2 separate regions of the Homo sapiens genome follow, and region 1 is linked to region 2. Evidence: read pairs that join two places in POLR2A ChIA-PET (ENCODE). Cell type or tissue: B cell. All regions are shown on one strand. Each heading gives the region's core, and the rest is flanking DNA. Links, peaks and the distances in the headings are about the cores only.

Region 1 (2,947 bases), core at 245-2,744, 82 kb after region 2:
CCCTGCGAATGTTTTCACATTCAAAATAGTGTAGCCTGCTACAATCAACCAGGATGTGGGGGAACCCAAAATGCAACAAATGATCCTTAAATGTAAGAAAAATGTAAGAAAAAAAAAAAACATACTGAAAAGAGTGGCAAAGAAAAGAACTAAATTGAGTAACTTTGGAAGATGTTTGTTTACTATATACTATAAGCTTAAAGAAAAAGAGCTACACAGAGATTCTCTACTGTAGTTACTAAATACTTTTTACACAGGTCCAGGTTGGCAACTCTGAACTAATTTGCATGTATTCTAGGATAGAGCTAATTATTGATTCTGAGAAGCAGGTTTCTCTCTGTTGGAAAATGAAGTAACAAGGAAATGGCCAAATTTGATGGGAGACAATTCTCCATGGGTCTTGCATGTTTCTGCGTATCTTGCAAGAAGAGGTACTAAGTGTTTTTGTTCTGCACTATTTTACCAAGTTGTTTATACAGTGAACAGCCTTGGAAGACAGAGTCGGTCTCCTTCTACAGCAAAGGGTAGGCATTCTAACTATCCATTATAAAAAATTCAGGTTTCCTAAGGTCAAGGGAACACACAGATACCTGTGTATTTTGCATAATCCTGGGTGTATGACTGAATCAGTACCATGAGAATGTAGATATTCTGAAGATTGCCATGAGCAACAAAGCATCCTTTGTCTCAGACTCAGAAGTCTCATGTTTTCTGAACGTATCTGTGAAACTGACAAGCCAACTTACTAGCTTACAACTAGGGTAAAATCTCAGATAGTTCATAGTTCTTGGGAAAAGAAAATACCCTGTGGTACTGGAATAGAATTAAACATATGAGTGTAAACTGGTGTGTTTTTAACATATAAACAAATAAATAGACATAAATGTGCATGTAGACATTTGTGTATTTTCTCACTCTCTCCACTGACCAGAACCAGAGCAAAGACACACCAGTAGCAATAAGCACACCAAGTGCCCAGATCTTGGTTTATAAATTCATTCTCCAATAAAAGAAATTAATGCTGCTTGGAGAAATTGCTGAGCCCAGAGATGGAAGAGGGAAAATACAAGATGAACCTGGAACATCTTATGTCCCAGAAAGCGGGGTTGGGGGGAAGCTTTAAAAAATGATCACACGTTGAAAAGACACAAGAGCCAACTTAAGGAGCTTCTGATGGCCAAATATGGGAAAATTTGAACAGCAAAATAAATAAATAATAATAATAGAGAATAGAATAAAATAAATATCCATGAGTCCATAGGTAAATAATTGAATAAACAAATGGGGACAAAAGAAAAACTTCAGCTGAATTAAATGTAAAGGAGTTTCATTGAACAATGAACGATTCGCAAATCAGGCAGCCCCCAGAATCACGGCAGATTCAGAGACACTCCAGGGATGCCTCGTGGTCAGAACAAATTTATAGACAAAAAAAAGGGAAGTGACATACAAAAATCAGAAGTGAGGTGGAGAAACAGCTCAACTGGTTACAAGTTCTTGTTTGCCTTTTTTTTTTGAGACGGAGTTTTGCTCTTGTTGCCTAAGCTAGAGTGCAATGGCACGATCTCAGCTCACTGCAATTCTCCTGTGTCAGCCTCCTGAGTAGCTGGGATTACAGGTGCACTCCACCACACCTGGCTAATTTTTTGTATTTTTAGTAGAAATGGGGTTTCACCATGTTGGTCAGGCTGGTCTCCAACTCCTGACCTCAGGTGATCCGCCTGCCTCGGCTTCCCAATGTGCTGAGATTACAGGCGCCAGCCTCTGTGCCCAGACAGTGTTTGCCTTACTTAACACAGTTTGAACACTCAGCAGTGTATGAGTGGTTGAAGTATTGCTGCTGGGATTAGCCAAGACTCAGCTTGTTACAGGCACATACACTGTTACAGGCACACAAGTTAGGTTTCCAATTCTGTCTACCTGTTAGGTTACAGTTCGTCCATAAGGACTCAAATATAGAAGTACAAAGTCCTTCTCAGGCCACATTTAGTTCACTTTTAACAGGAGCAAGAAGAGACAGCTCTTCCTTATAGTAGAATTTAAATTATCAAAGTGTAAGAAATGATAGAAGGAGAAAATCACCGCTAGGCAAACATCACAGTAATAATTGTTACAGGTAAAAATTATCAATGAATGTTAAAACTAATGCGTGAGAAAACATGATGAGAAATAGGATTTTGGCATAGTTTCTTTTTTTTTTTTTTTTTTTTGAGATGGAGTCTCGCTCTGTCACCCAGGCTGGGGTGCAGTGGCGCGATCTCAGCTCACTGCAAACTCCACCTCCCGGGTTAACGCCATTCTCCTGCCAGAGCCTCCCGAATAGCTGGGACTACAGGTGCCCACCACCATGCCCAGCTAATTTTTTGTATTTTTAGTAGAGATGGGGTTTCACCGTGTTAGCCAGGATGGTCTTGATCTCCTGACCTTGTGATCCGCCCACCTCGGCCTCCCAAAGTGTTGGGATTACAGGCATGAGCCACCGCGCCCAGCCATTTTTACATAGTTTCAAATTATTTCCCCACAAGATACTTATTCAATAAAATGGGAAAAACAGTGATTTTACAGAGGAGAAATCTGGCAAACAACACTGTTACCAAGTTCTCAAAGTTAACATTGCTAATAATGAGATATACTAATATATATATCTCCTGATATGACACATTGAGAAGAGTTCAACATCATTTCTGTGATCTTCTTGCCAAAACTGCCCAGTCTAAATCTAACCATAAGGAAACATCAGGCAAACGCAAATTGAAAGATATTCTGCAGGCTGGGTGTGGCAATCCCAGCATTTTGGGAGGCCAAAACAGGAGGATGGCTTGAAAGCAGGAGTTCAAGACCAGCCTGGGCAATATAGCAAGATGCTATCTCTACAAAAAAAAAAAAAAAAAGAAAATAGCCAGGAGTGGTGGTGTGCACCTGTAGTCCCAGCTACTCAGGGGCTGAG
Region 2 (2,902 bases), core at 267-2,766:
AATATATAAATACAAAAAATCATAAATGTGATTCCTCTTTGCAGAGAACCACCTTTAATTAAACAGAAAATGTCATATAAATCACTTAGACTTACTCTATTTGGGCACTGTATCAACCATCTTACTTTGTTGATACAAGAAGTTCTGGGATATAGAAGATTTGGTTCCAGGGAAGTCCTATTTGCATTTCAACACAGGGATAATGTACAAAGATCTGAAAATAGTAAAACCCGACATCTAAGGAACTGTACTTCGGAGAATCAATTTTAATCATATCCTGAATAAGCCCATACTGAATGCTAATAATATTCCATTGATGCTCTCACATTCTATTGATCTTCTTTTTCACTGAGAAAACAGCAACAGAAGAATATGCTATCTTCTCTCCACCATCCTGAGCAACCTACCTGCACACATAACTACACTGTTTTTCCCTTTTATTCCCCCTTACTCACTGGATCCTTTCTTACTCCAGTCTCAAGGACAATTATGCCTTTCTCTACTGCACTGATTTCCTCCACCGATAGAATCATTCCTATGAGCACACAAACATGCCCTAATGTCATAAAATACACTGCTTTTTAACCCATATCCCCAGTGTAACTGACAACCCTATTTCCCAGCTTCCCTTCATACATAATTCCTCCAGAGTTGTCTTATACTCATTCTTGTTACTGCCTCACAAACCCTTCTCTCATCAAGTCACTCCACTTGGGCTTTCATCCTGACTCCATTGAAAATCTTTCTTGACAAGCTTACCAGGATTCTCCATCTTGCTGGAACCTGGGGTCAATTCTCAGTCCTCATTCTCTACTCCGTCCATGGTGAAACATTTCCTTTATTTTTATTTTATCTCAATGGCTGCCCCTTCTTTTTTTTTTTTTTTAATTTTTTTAGTGGCTGCTCCTTCTTTATCTCTTTTGTTGTCCCTCTTTCCCTCTTTCAAAGGTCTACAGGGTGGAGTGACCCATGAGTCAGTTCTCGGGCCTGCCTGCCTTCCCTAGTTGGTCACATCCAGATCCATGAATGTAAATTCCAATCATACAGACAGCCAAACATAAACCAGGCTGTAATCGCTCCAAGTTCCAGGTGTACGTATTCAACTGCCTACGCAACATCTCAAACTGGACAGATAATAATCATCACAAACTTAAAATATCTTAAACTGAAACTCTTAGTGCCAACTTTCCAACTTGCTCTTCCTATTTTCCTCACTTCAGTAAATTCTGCTTCTATTCACCCAGTTGTTTAAGCCAACACTCATTTCTTCTCCTTTTATATCACTCCTTCCCACTTAGTTCACTTATAATCCTATCAGCATGTTCTTTTGACAGCGCCTTCATACACATCATGAGCCTAACAGCTTCTTACTACTTCCTAACAATGCCATTCTTATCCAAACCACCACCCTGTCTAACTCAACAACTGAAACTGCCTCAGTATCGGTGCTTCCTGCTTTTGCACTCAACCGGAGAAATAATTTTAGAATACAAGCAGCCCGTGGCTTTCAATTTCTCTTAGTGGTTACATTACCGGGTCCTTGCCTAACTCTGATCTCAGCTTCTTACTTTCCCTTTCCCTGGTCTGACCATAATGGCCGTCTTTGTTATTCCTCAGACTAGCAAGGCTAATGCCGCACTCAGACCTTTTCTATCAGCTCATAATGCTCTTTTCCCAGAAAATGACATGTCTTGAGCCCTTACTTCATGTCTCTTCTCAAATATCACCTCAAGAAAGTCATCTGTCCACTTTTCTGAAGGCATGTTATTTATACTTTAATCAAACTTTCTTAAAGGAAGAATAGAAAAGAAAGAAAAAAAATACATGGTCTTGTTTAAGATGTCTAACTCTGAGCCAACAGTTACTATTTTGGCTAAATGCTTCCTGACTAAATGGATATTATCTTATTCACTTGGAACCTCTGCAATACATTTTGAGTGTTAATAATTGCAAATGTCATTTAATTACCTGAATGTGAATTTTAAAATAGATTAGGAGGCCGGGCACAGTGGCTCACGCCTGTAATCCCAGCACTTTGGGAAGCCAAGGTGGGCGGATCACAAGGTCAGGAGATCAAGACCATCCTGGCTAACACGGTAAAACCCCATCTCTACTAAAAATACAAAAAAATTAGCCAGGCATGGTGGCGGGCGCCTGTAGTCCCAGCTACTTGGGAGCCTGAGGCAAGAGAACGGCGTGAACCCAGGAAGCGGAGCTTGAAGTGAGCTGAGATCACGCCACTGCACTCCAGCCTGGACAGAAGAGCGAGACTCCATCTCAAAAAAAAAAAAAAAAAAAGATTAGGGATAAGAGGGAAAAAGCATGTTTTTCTTTCTTTTGGTAGAAGGTTAAGTCAGAAGATAGAACATTACAAACAGTGTAGGCACTGAAATGGTCCTATGGTTATAAAATAAGAACTAGTACCCTAAAATAAGTGTCCTTAGCCAGACCTGAATATACAGAGAACAAAATACAAAATTACAACATATGTCTCTGAATAAAAACATTTTTAAAGACCTTTTGTGGCCGGGTGCGGTGGCTCACGCCTGTAATTCCAGTACTCTGGGAGGCCGAGATGGGCGGATCATGAGGTCAGGAGTTCAAGACCAGCCTCAGCAGCATGGTTAAACCCCATCTCTACTAAAAATATAAAAATTAGCCAGGCATGGCCAGGCGCGGTGGCTCACGCCTGTAATCCCAGCACTTTGGGAGGCTGAGGCGGGCAGATCACGAGATCAGGAGATTGAGACCATCCTGGCTAACACGGTGAAACCCCAACTCTACCAAAAAAAAATACAAAAAAATTAGCCGGGCGTGGTGGCGGGCGCCTGTAGTTCCAGCTTCTCGGGAGGCTGAGGCAGGAGAATGGCATGAACCTGGGAGGCGGAGCTTGCAGTGAGCA

Evidence for each region. ChIA-PET counts read pairs that join two places held together with the same protein. Peaks named below come from ENCODE experiments on the same cell type or tissue, not always from the same donor. Only the 100,000 strongest peaks of a DNase experiment are listed, where the experiment ranks them.
Region 1: POLR2A ChIA-PET joins it to region 2 with 6 read pairs; 12 of 35 experiments call an interaction of 5 or more read pairs at or near these places.

What each region holds. Positions count from the first base shown.
Region 1 is chr19:36,482,398-36,485,344 of GRCh38, forward strand. The region is part of intron 1 of ZNF566 (zinc finger protein 566); the gene reads right to left. Among named protein-coding and RNA genes, the nearest start is that of ZNF566, 5.7 kb to the right of the region's middle. In B cell, for the core only: no CTCF peak of the experiment used is centred there; a DNase peak (open chromatin) is centred at 1,454.
Region 2 is chr19:36,400,190-36,403,091 of GRCh38, forward strand. The region is part of intron 4 of ZFP82 (ZFP82 zinc finger protein); the gene reads right to left. Among named protein-coding and RNA genes, the nearest start is that of ZFP82, 17 kb to the right of the region's middle. In B cell, for the core only: no CTCF peak of the experiment used is centred there; a DNase peak (open chromatin) is centred at 1,482; H3K4me3 peaks cover 1,276 bases; H3K27ac peaks cover 1,928 bases.